Regions from separate parts of the Homo sapiens genome. Here regions 2, 3 and 4 are each linked to region 1. The links are chromatin contacts, found by Hi-C or POLR2A ChIA-PET in ENCODE. All regions are on one chromosome and are shown on one strand. Each heading gives the region's core, a stretch centred on a gene start or an enhancer-like site at or near the end of the contact. The rest is flanking DNA. Distances are from core to core; before and after follow the strand shown.

Region 1 (2,725 bases), core at 137-2,636:
ACTGTAACCTCTGCCTCCCAGATTCAAGCGATTCTCCTGCCTCAGTCTCCCGAGTGGCTGGGATTATAGACACCTGCCACCACGCCCAGCTAATTTTTTTGTGTGTTTTTTAGTAGAGACGGGGTTTCGCCACGTTGGCCAGGCTGGTCTTGAACTCCTGACTTCAGGTGATCCACCCGCCTCAGCCTCCTAAAGTACTGGGATTACAGGCGTGAGCCACCACGCTCGGCCCATTGTGCTGTTTTCTTTTCTCAACTTTTTACATTAAAAAAAATTTTTTTTCTCCCCTCTTAAGAAAAAAGTTTGTTTCTTAAATCCTCTCAAACACTATCACAAAGCAGGGCACAGAACTGATGTTGGGGTTGACTCCAAGGCCAAGTGTTTCCATGTACTCACAGCTCTGCAGCATCTCTGTCAGCGTTTCCACGGATGCTTTCTCGGCACTCTCAAACCCTGCCTCTGTCAGCAAGGAGCTCACAACCACCTGCAGGGTTCTCCTCCGGGCCAGATGATAGTTATCGGCAGGGTTAGTGGACTGTTTACTTCCCGATCTCTGTGAATCAGCAGAGAGATTTTCATCCACAGGAGAAGGATGCAATCACATAGTTCATACGTGGTCAACGGCAAGCAAAGTTATTTTACTAAATAATTTTATTTTAAAAATCAGTGCTTAATGTTTAGATTTACAGATCTTGGCCAACTGAGTAAAAATTGAGCACCCAAGGTGCTTTAAATACAGAGACCACTTCTCCGCTTACCTAAAACGTACAGTCCCAATGAGATAAAATAGCAGGTCTTTTACTTTCTACTTTAGCAGATTATTAGAATACATAGCTGAAGAAACACGCATGATGGGATTAAGACGTGTCCCGCAGAAAAAACAGGATCCCTCTCTTGTGCCTCCCATCTTCACACCATTTCATTGAAAGGGAAAATGAAAACAGTAACAAGAGGTGACCGCGAGGAGAGGAGGGCAAAAGATAAAAGCACAAAAAAGTAAGAAAGCTAAATATTTTGAAACGGGAATGCCTTTCAACTTTGGCCGGCCAATAAGAAGGCGAAAACGGCATCTTCAGACCAATCGGGGGTGTTCCGGGCTCCCAACCCCCAACAGCGAACGAGCCAATCAAGACACAGGTCCGCCAACTCCGGAGGCCGCAGCCAAGTCCCAAGGAGGGGGCGCCTACGGCCTGAAAACACCCTCCGCCAGTCGGAGCTCATGATGGGGCTGAATTTCTGGGCATTATCTTGTTGCTCAGTCGAGGGGAAAGTTGCAGGATACCCAAACTCTCTCGGCTCCGAGCCCGCGCTTCCTGCCCTTACCGTTCCGGAGCCACCGGCCCCAGCTGTGGCCGCCGCGTCGGCCATCTTGTTCTGGCGTAGTGTGCGCGAGCGCGGGGCGCGATGGGACTTGTAGTCGCGGGGCGGGGCGGGGCGGGGCGGCGTGCGCCCCTTGGTTTTCCGAAGCCCAGTCGGTTGGGGGACGCCTCCGGTGACCCCGGCTCACGTGACTTTTTTTTTTTTTTTTTGGATACAGAGTCTTGCTCCGTTTCACAGGCTAGAGTGCAATGGCGCGATCTCGGTTCACTGCAACCTCCACCTCCCAGGCTCAAGCGATCCTCCCGCCTCAGCCTCCGGAGTAGCTGGGATTACAGGCGGGCACCACCACGCCCCGCTAGTTTTTGTATTTTTAGTAGAGACCGAGTTTCGCCATGTTGGCCAGGCTGGTCTCGAACACCTAAGCTCAAGCAGTCCGCGGCCTCGGCCTCACAAGGTGCTGGGATTACAGGCGTGAGCTACCGCGCCAGCCTCACGTGACCTTTTGAGAGTGAAGTGTTCTGGGGCCTTCAGTGGCTTGGTTGTGGGCCAGGAAAACGCGCCCGGTTTCACTGAGTTAAAAGAAACCTATTTTAATATGAAAATCGGTTCTTATAAAGAGCATACCAGGAGATCATCTACACTCGCAGGGTTTTCCAAACTTGTCTTATTATTAGTAACACCTGGCTGGGCCCAGCCCAATCCCAGTGACTTCACTCTCTGGAAGAGGGGCTTGGGAATCTTTCTCATTAAGGAGCTCCCCAGATGATTCTTCTGAGCGAGTAATGTTGGGAAACCCTGGAGCATCCAGCCTGGTGATTTTGTGCTGAGGGCCGCCCCGCCTGTCAATGGCCCACTTGGAAGTAGAGCCTGGACCACCTAGTCCAAGTCTATCGCTGCATCCTGCTGCCTTCGCGCCCTCGACCCGCAAGTATTTGCGAGGCAAGTCTAGGGGGCGGGAGACTTGTCCCTTGCCGCCTCACTCCCAGGGCGTGGGGTGCCCGCGGCTACCAGTGGTTTTCTCCCTAGCCTGTCAGCCCCTCTAGCTGCGCCGTGTTCGTCCCCATTTGCAGGTGCCTGGCAGGACGCAGATTCTGGGCTTGGATCCTAACACTAGCCAGCTATGGTACTTCGGGCACTTGACCTTAATCCTCAGTGTGTCTCAGTTTCCTCTTCTGTAAAGCTGGGGGAAAGATGAGATGATACACAGAAAGAGTCTGTCACAGTGCCTGACGTGTAGTAAGAGTCAAGAAATCGGCCGGGCGCGGTGGCTCTCGCCTGTAATCCCAGCACTTTGAGAGGCCGAGGCGGGTGGATCACCTCAGGTCAGGAGTTCGAGACCAGCCTGACCAACATGGTGAAACCCCGTGTCTACTAAAAATACACAAAATTAGCCGGGCGTGGCGGC
Region 2 (2,725 bases), core at 84-2,583, 960 kb before region 1:
CACCATGCCCAGCTGGTCATGGTCTCTTAAACACAACCTGTCAACCTAGTGGCACGTACACCTGGGTACATCTGAGGTTTTTTCAGGCAAATCCTTGCAACTGACAATGCTTTTGCTGGCAAGCATCTCCTGAGTTTGGGTGTATCATCATCTGCTCCCTGTTTAAGAAGCCCTGGCAGAGGAAAGGGCCAGGCAAAACCTCAGGCACTAAAACAGCTCAAATAAGGGAGGCCCCTTGCAGGAAAGAGACATGGCTTTCAGCTGGCTTGCTAGTCCCACCCACCCAACCTCCCCCAACTCCACACCCTAAGCTTTAAATAGCCATGGGACCCATCCTGAAATAGCCCCAGCAGGAAGCTACTCTCACTTCATTACTCCCGCTCTCCAAAATATCTTGGGTCTGGGCTTGTGGAGACTGTTAGGAGGTCGATGGGCTTAAGAATGGAAGTCTTCCATCCTCCCTTATATTCTCTATTCTTCCCTTCAGATATGTCAAGGTAAAGTAAAATATGCACAGGAGAGGAGATAAGCAATTCCAGCCAAAGGTGGAGAAAAAAAATTTTAGTTTCTCTGCCATATAAACAACTCAAATTCAAGGAGAACAAGCCCCCAGGCGCTCAGGGGCTCCTCTTATCCCTGGGTCTCCCCAGTCCTCCATCACCACCAAGCATTTTCAAACTTCTTCTATTCCCTTAATGTATCTACCCGCCTGGTCTCTTGCATTTTTTATTCCCCATTTCTCGCCCTTCTTGATCTCGTGAGAGCTTTGCAGTTTTCTCATTTTTCCTTCTCCTACCATTCCAAGCTCCACCCAACAGCCCTCCATTTTCCCACCTCCACTAAGGAAAGAAAAATTAGCATGCACTGACCACGATACCCCTCTCTGCATATGACTCTATCCCTGTCTTCTTCCAGACATTCCGGCCTCCCCTAGCCCACCACGCCAGACACCCCTCCCCTTCCATTATGCTCAGCTTCCCTGTTTTCATGGCCCAGTCTTCCTTCCCATTTCCTTCATTGCTTCCTCCAGACACCAGGTCTCTCCTACCCATCTCCTCGCCATCCTCCCCTAGCCCTGCTTTCCCCATTAACACTCTCCTTTCCCATCATCCCCCTAGCTCCCTCCCCACCCCCACCTCATCACTCTCAGGCCCCTCCCCCGCCACTCCAGCTCCAGACAGCACGTCCTAAGCCCCCTAATTCTCCCTTGCCCTTCTACCCATCCCAGGCTACCTGCCAGGCCGAGCCGGGGCGGGGCCGCGGGTCCTCGAGCTGCCTGCAGCCTAGAACCCGTTGCGCGCCAACCGACGCCTTAGTCCCCAACGAGATAAACACAGCCAAGCTCGGTTCTTCCGGCGGGCAGCTGTGCGCGCACGTGCAGTCGTAGCTAAGTGCCGGAGGCATTTCGGGACTTGTAGTCCATACGTTTCCTGAGGGACGAGAGGGCTGAGGAGTGGGCAGGGGCGTAGGAGAGATTCTGCGCATGTGCAAATATGTGTCGAGACCGAGGAGGCCACTGGGTAATGCAGTCCTTTGTTTTTTGGGCTGGGAATGACGGAGGCGGGGCAAGGGGCGGACTCCTCGTCCTCGCCAGCGTCAATCATGGATATGGGGCGGGGCTGGAGGACTAGGCACCTCTGCACGTCCTGCCCCGCCGGAAGTGGAGGCCGCGGGCTCTGAGCGGGTGAGGCGCGCGGGAACACCGGCGCCGGGATTCGGATGGGGGCGGGTGGGGGACGCTGCAGCTGGGGCCATTTGAGGGGAGCCCATGGGGCCTGAAAGGCATCTGTCAGGCGGTACAGAGGGGGTCCTCTAGGAGAGGGGAGAAGGGGGCGGGTACGCCGACCTGTTTAGGGGAGTCTGATGACCCAGAGTTCCCAAGTCGCGGGGGAGGCGTGGCGCGGGGAGCCGGGGTTCTGGAAGGGGTGTCTTTTAGGAGGTGGCAGGGCCTCCGGTTGGGCGTTTAACTAGGAAGTGGCGGAGCAAGTTGGTGGGGCCTGGTTCAAGATAAGAACCCCGACTTAGGAGGGGGAGGAACGAGAGGCTGGAATTGGGGCGGAGGGGTGGAGGATGCAGGAGCCTCGGGGAGGAGCTGGTTTTTTGCACGCAGGAGACTACAAGGAGATGATGAGAGGATGAAGATGGGCCTGGTTTCATCCGATCCCTGTCCTACCGCCTCCCTGTTCTTGCAGCCCCTGCCCGGATGGCAACAGTAGTTCTAGGAGGAGACACCATGGGCCCTGAGCGTATCTTCCCCAATCAGACTGAGGAACTGGGACATCAGGGCCCTTCAGAAGGCACTGGGGATTGGAGCAGTGAGGAGCCTGAGGAAGAGCAGGAGGAAACGGGGTCGGGCCCAGCTGGCTACTCCTACCAGCCCCTGAACCAAGATCCTGAACAAGAGGAGGTGGAACTGGCACCAGTGGGGGATGGAGATGTAGTTGCTGACATCCAGGATCGAATCCAGGTAGGGTGGAGGAGGGATGGTTCCTGAACAGGTGAAGCTGGGCTCCCTGAAAGCCTAGACCCAAACGGTCTTCTGTGGCTCTGCAGGCCCTGGGGCTTCATTTGCCAGACCCACCATTAGAGAGTGAAGATGAAGATGAGGAGGGAGCTACAGCGTTGAACAACCACAGCTCTATTCCCATGGACCCAGGTAAAAGATCATTCTTTCATTCTGGAATAATTACTAAGGAAATGAACTGGCATGAGTCAGTAGAAGGAA
Region 3 (2,725 bases), core at 95-2,594, 930 kb before region 1:
GTAATCCCAGCACTTTGGGAGGCGTAAGCAGGTGGCTCACTTGAAGCCAGGAGTTCGAGACCAGCCTGACCAACAGGGTGAAACCCCGTCTCTACTGAAAATACAACATTAGCTGGGTGTGGTGGCACACACCTGTAATCTCAGCTACTTGGGAGGCTGGGGCAGGAGATTCTTTGAACCTGGGAAGCGGAGATTGCAGTGAGCTGAGATCGTGCCATTGCACTCTGGCCTGGGCAACAAGACCGAAACTCCGTCTCAAAAAAAAAATTGGCTGGGTATGGTGGCGTGTGCCTGTGGTCCCGGCTACAGTTACTCGGGAGGCTGAGGTGGGAGATCACTTGAGCCTGGGACGGTAGAAGCTGCAATGAATGGGGATCGTGCCACTGTACTCCAACCTGGGTGACAGAGTAGGACCCTGTTGCCATAAAAAAGGAAATGTGGCCTACCACTAGCTGAGTGTCTTGTACAGAACAGTGGAGGTGAAGAGAAGGATGGAATCTAAATAACAGCACACGCAGGAAGTCGACTGTTGGTGTTATGCTGACAGAAGCCTTGAACTCCTTTCCTTCTGCCTGCTCTGCTGCCTGCCCCGCTCTAGGATAGAAAGTGAATGGGTTTCCGATCTGCAAGGATTTGGGGGGGGGGGGTGAAAGAAAAGCTGTTTTGTCTTCAACTTAAGTTTGGTGGGAGTAAAACAAACAGAACAATGAACAGGGCAAGAAGTCCTGGAACATGGGTTTTGTGCCAGATGTGCTGGAACATGTGTGGTGGCACCAAGCACTCCAGGGCTGTATGAATCACATCTAGTAATTCACTCAGCAGCCACTATATACCTATAAGCAAGTGTGAGACAGTTTTCTAATCCTGCTACTCCCTCCTGCAACCTTTCCTGCAACCCTCAAACCTCAGTGCTCACAGTTCCACAGGGGAAGCTGCAGGAGCTCCGCAGAGGAGCGGACTCCTTCCGAAACATTTCACCTAGAGCTCCCAGTACTGGGCCCAGTCATCCCGAGCATGCTGACTGTTCATTTATCAGTCAATAAACTGTTACGTTCATGCCACGGGGAAAAATAGTTAAGAGAACATTACTTCCGTAGAAGGCAAAGATAAATCCCTTAAGCACAAGTTCAAATGGCGCATGGGTAAACGCTACGCAACCGCAGCGATGAAGGTTACTGCCTATCGAGGCACGACGCAGATCAATCCGAGGCGCAGCTAACCCCCTCAGAGCAAGTTCGCGGCACCCGACCCCCCTCCCCTTTTCCTCTGGCCTCCCCTGACGGAAGCGGAAGCGGCCCTCGCGCACACTAGTCGTCTGGCTCTCTGGCTCCGGAAGCTGCGCTCCTTCACCCTCCTCGTTGGTGTCCTGTCACCATGGCGCTGGCTGTCTTGCGGGTCCTGGAGCCCTTTCCGACCGAGACACCCCCGTTGGCAGTGCTGCTGCCACCCGGGGGCCCGTGGCCGGCGGCGGAGCTGGGCCTGGTGCTGGCCCTGAGGCCTGCAGGGGAGAGCCCGGCAGGGCCGGCGCTGCTGGTGGCAGCCCTGGAGGGGCCGGACGCGGGCACCGAAGAGCAGGGTCCCGGGCCGCCGCAGCTACTGGTTAGCCGCGCGCTGCTGCGGCTCCTGGCACTGGGCTCCGGGGCCTGGGTGCGGGCGCGGGCGGTGCGGCGGCCCCCGGCGCTAGGTTGGGCACTGCTTGGCACCTCGCTGGGGCCTGGGCTCGGACCGCGAGTCGGGCCGCTGCTGGTGAGGCGCGGAGAGACCCTCCCAGTGCCCGGACCGCGGGTGCTGGAGACGCGGCCGGCGTTGCAAGGGCTGCTGGGCCCAGGGACTCGGCTGGCTGTGACTGAGCTCCGCGGGCGGGCCAGACTGTGTCCAGAGTCTGGGGACAGCAGTCGGCCCCCACCCCCGCCCGTGGTGTCCTCCTTTGCGGTTTCTGGCACAGTGCGGCGACTCCAGGGAGTTCTGGGAGGGACTGGAGATTCACTAGGGGTGAGCCGGAGCTGTCTCCGTGGCCTTGGCCTCTTCCAGGGCGAATGGGTGTGGGTGGCCCAGGCCAGAGAGTCATCGAACACTTCACAGCCGCACTTGGCTAGGGTGCAGGTCCTAGAACCTCGCTGGGACCTCTCTGATAGACTGGGACCCGGCTCTGGACCGCTGGGAGAGCCCCTCGCTGACGGACTGGCGCTTGTCCCTGCCACTTTGGCTTTTAATCTTGGCTGTGACCCCCTGGAAATGGGAGAGCTCAGAATTCAGGTAGGATAAAGGACTGGGGTCAGGAGTGCTTCCTCTTTCTTATACCCTCTTCTCTGTCTTAGGTAAATTGGAAGATTTAGGACTCGTGCCCCATATCATCCCGGACTTTGAACATAATGTTTCTAGCCGGGCGCGGTGACTCACGCCTGTAATCCCAGCACTTTGGGAGGCCGAGGCGAGCGGATCACTTGGGGTCGGGAGTTCGAGACCAGCCTGACCAACATGGAGAAACCCCGTCTCTACTAAAAAAATGTAAAATTAGCCGGGCGTGGTGGTGCATGCCTCTAATCCCAGCTACTTGGGAGGCTGAAGCAGGAGAATCGCTTGAACCTGGGAGGCGGAGGTTGCGGTGAGCCAAGATCGCGCCATTGGACTCCAGCCTGGGCGATAAGAGTGAAACTCTGTCTCAAAAAAAAAAAAAAAAAAGCATAATGTTTCTTAGCCTCATTTATCTATTTTCTTTTTCTTT
Region 4 (2,725 bases), core at 80-2,579, 830 kb before region 1:
TGCTTTGCCTGGGTGGCTTTGAGGGCTTGATAAGCCTTCCTCTTTTTCAGGAGATTTTCTGGAACCAAAGGGATTTTTCTTTGCCTGATGCAGAAAATTGAGATCAGAGATAACATTTAGAAAAGAACACTTGGCCGGGCTCGGTGGCTCAAGCCTGTAATCCCAGCACTCTGGGAGGCCGAGGTGGGTGGATTACCTGAGGTCAGGAGTTCGAGACCAGCCTGACCAACATGGTGAAACCCCCGTTTCTACTAAAAATAAAAAATCAGCTGGGCGTGGTGGCGCACGCCTGTAATCCCAGCTACTCGGGAGACTGAGGCAGGAGAATCGCTTGAACCCGGGAGGCGGAGGTTGCACCGAGCCGAGATCCCGACACTGCGCTCCAGCCTGGGGGACAGAGCAAGACTCCGTCTCAAAACAAAAACAACAACAAAAAAGAAAACGAACATTCAATGGATTTCCAAACCAATTCAATATCCTGGGCTTTAGGGAACATTACTGTTTTCAAGTATCTGAAGAAAGATTCCCCTGAAACCTGCGGTTTCTGACTCCAGGCCTCATAAATCCATCCCTAATAGTCACTCATCCCCAAAGCCTCGGAAAATAATGAATCCTTTAGCCTCTGGGTTCGTATAAGTTAACAGGGTTTTCACGGCCACAGTTCTTCATAGGCACTAGCAGCGACGAATCTATGGGGTTGGGGCGGGGGCAGGCCTATCTGCAGAGTTAACACTTGTCGGGCTGGGTGAATTCAACTGTGGCACTCCAGCCCGCTGCCTGAAGTCAATCCTCGCCTCTCCAGATAACCCGAACTTGACCGCGGTCCCCTCCCTCCTCCGCCACAGCGCTACTCCTCCTCACCCCCACCCTTTGTAAACTGTGGCCTTTTCTATTCCTAGAGCCCACAGGAATCCGCCACCAAGGCATAAACACCGTGGATGGCACCGGATACTCAAGACCCCACTCCAGATATTCAAAGCCCCAAACACTCACTCTTGCTCCGCCATCTTTCTAGTGGTGCAGCTACTGATCATGCGCAACCCCACCACATGGGGAAGACAGCACACGCTCTGTTTACTTGACCATAGAGACGTCTGTTCTAGCTCACGCTGGAGGACCAGTCAGCGTTCACTTAGCCGCAGTGAGCCCTTGAGGTCCCGCTAACCCCGATTCCTGCCAAAAGTTGCACCGCTTCTTAGGGTTTTTAGAGCCTGTGTTATTTTCAAAACCCAGCCCTTTTCTTGTAAGTTACAGTTTCATCACAAGCGGCCTGGCTGTGGACAGCAAAGTGCTTCCCACAATGCACCTATGGCGTCCGCTCCTAGCTACGGCGCCGCACTTCCGGCGCGGCTGTGCTGCGTCTCTGGGGAGGAAGACAGGCAAACTCCGCGAAACATTTTCGCTCTGTGGAAAAACTTGGAGGCTATGGCTTTGGCTCTCACGTGTAGGTGGAAGTGTTTGTTGAGGACTTAGAGTGGTAAAGCAGGTAGCTGCAATTCCGTCTGCTTGGCCCCGTCGATGCGTCCTTGAACACGTTATTTAACCCCTCTATACTGCGGCTTCATTACCCATAAAATGGGTGTACAGTAATAATAGGTCTACCTAATGGCGTTACGAGGATTACAGGAGATTAGATAAAGCGTTTAGCAGTGTCTGTCAGCACTATGTTTGTTACTATTACTGCTGGACCGAAAACTACAACATGCTTCCTTCCCGTCTAAAACCGTTACACAGGCCGGGCGCGGTGGCTCACGCCTGTAATCCCAGCACTTTGGGAGGGAGGCCGAGACGGGAGGATCACCTGAGGTCAGGAGTTCGAGATCAGCCTGGCCAACACGGCGAAACCCCGTCTTGGGCGGAGGTTACAGTGAGCCGAGATCGCGCCACTGCCCACCAGCCTGGGCGACAGAGCAAGACTCCGTCTCAAAAAAACAAAAAGAAAAGAAAAGAAAAAAAAAGAATAAAAATAAAACCCTTATGCAGCTCTCATCGCCCGGAATTTGCGTTCTTCCCTCCCAGTCTATATAGAATCCTGAAAAACAGTAGGTCGGGCCGGTGGCTTTCACCTGTAATCCCAGCACTTTGGGAGGCCAAGGCAGGTGGATCACTTGAGGTCAGGAGTTGGAGACCAGCATGGCTAAGATGGTGAAACCCCGTCTCTACTAAAAATACAAAAAATTAGCTGGGCGTGGTGGCTCGCGCCTGAAGTCCCAGAAGGCGGAGGCTGCGTGAGCCGAGTTTGTGCCACTTGCACTCCAGCCTGGGCGACAGAGCGAGACAGTCTCAAAAAAAACAAGAAATAAATTTTTTTTAAAATTAAAAATCCTGAAAAACAACACAAGTCTTATCATCTCTGGAAACCTCCAGAGCAGCGCTTCTCAAGCATTAATAGTGAATAGGAGTCACCTGAAGATTTTACTAAAATACAGATTTTTATTCAGGAGGCCGGGTGGGGAGCTGATATTCTGCTTTTTTTTTTTTTTTTTTTTTGAGATGGCGTCTCGCTCTGTCGCCCAGGCTGGAGTGCAGTGGCGCGATCTTGGCTCACTGCAAGCTCCGCCTCCCGGGTTCACGCCATTCTCCTGCCTCAGCCTCCCGAGTAGCTGGGACTACAGGCGCCCGCCACCACGCCTGGCTAATTTTTTGAATTTTTAGTAGAGATTTCACCTTGTTAGCCAGGATGGTCTCGATCTCCTGACCTCGTGATCCGCCCGCCTCGGCCTCC

What was found. Hi-C counts contacts between places; a loop is a spot of excess contacts on that map. ChIA-PET counts read pairs that join two places held with the same protein, here RNA polymerase II (POLR2A). Pooled maps may share reads with other maps.
Region 2: a loop to region 1 is called in a map of naive thymus-derived CD4-positive, alpha-beta T cell, with 6 times the contacts of the local background. The contact joins the promoter of KLHDC3 here to the promoter of TAF8 in region 1. A Hi-C loop is called at or near these places in 1 of 168 maps with a recorded cell type or tissue (naive thymus-derived CD4-positive, alpha-beta T cell), 2 of 37 single-sample maps with no recorded cell type and 10 of 50 pooled maps.
Region 3: a loop to region 1 is called in a pooled map, with 7 times the contacts of the local background. The contact joins the promoter of PEX6 here to the promoter of TAF8 in region 1. A Hi-C loop is called at or near these places in 6 of 50 pooled maps. POLR2A ChIA-PET finds 5 or more read pairs at or near these places in 2 of 52 experiments (GM12878 and Panc1).
Region 4: a loop to region 1 is called in a pooled map, with 16 times the contacts of the local background. The contact joins the promoter of RPL7L1 here to the promoter of TAF8 in region 1. A Hi-C loop is called at or near these places in 1 of 37 single-sample maps with no recorded cell type and 10 of 50 pooled maps. POLR2A ChIA-PET finds 5 or more read pairs at or near these places in 4 of 52 experiments (HCT116, PC-9, activated CD4-positive, alpha-beta T cell and 1 more).

What each region holds. Positions count from the first base shown.
Region 1 is chr6:42,049,185-42,051,909 of GRCh38, reverse strand. TAF8 (TATA-box binding protein associated factor 8) reads right to left here and starts at 1,386. Exons shown (of 9, transcript NM_138572.3): 1 at 1,324-1,386; 2 at 397-553. The coding sequence starts at 1,368. It also overlaps a transcript of CCND3 not described here. RefSeq lists enhancers at 660-1,211, 881-1,430, 1,212-1,763.
Region 2 is chr6:43,012,857-43,015,581 of GRCh38, reverse strand. KLHDC3 (kelch domain containing 3) reads right to left here and starts at 1,333. Exons shown (of 11, transcript NM_057161.4): 1 at 1,234-1,333. It overlaps MEA1 (male-enhanced antigen 1), which reads left to right and starts at 1,636. Exons shown (of 4, transcript NM_014623.4): 1 at 1,636-1,796; 2 at 2,193-2,467; 3 at 2,554-2,656. The coding sequence starts at 1,769. RefSeq lists an enhancer at 1,385-1,504 and a silencer at 1,715-1,764.
Region 3 is chr6:42,977,800-42,980,524 of GRCh38, reverse strand. It overlaps PEX6 (peroxisomal biogenesis factor 6), which reads left to right and starts at 1,344. Exons shown (of 17, transcript NM_000287.4): 1 at 1,344-2,256. The coding sequence starts at 1,375. RefSeq lists silencers at 542-738, 1,393-1,772 and enhancers at 933-982, 1,143-2,084.
Region 4 is chr6:42,878,220-42,880,944 of GRCh38, reverse strand. RPL7L1 (ribosomal protein L7 like 1) reads right to left here and starts at 1,329. Exons shown (of 6, transcript NM_001366481.3): 1 at 994-1,329; 2 at 1-84. The coding sequence starts at 1,034. RefSeq lists enhancers at 1,068-1,127, 403-1,359, 1,148-1,617, 1,360-2,317.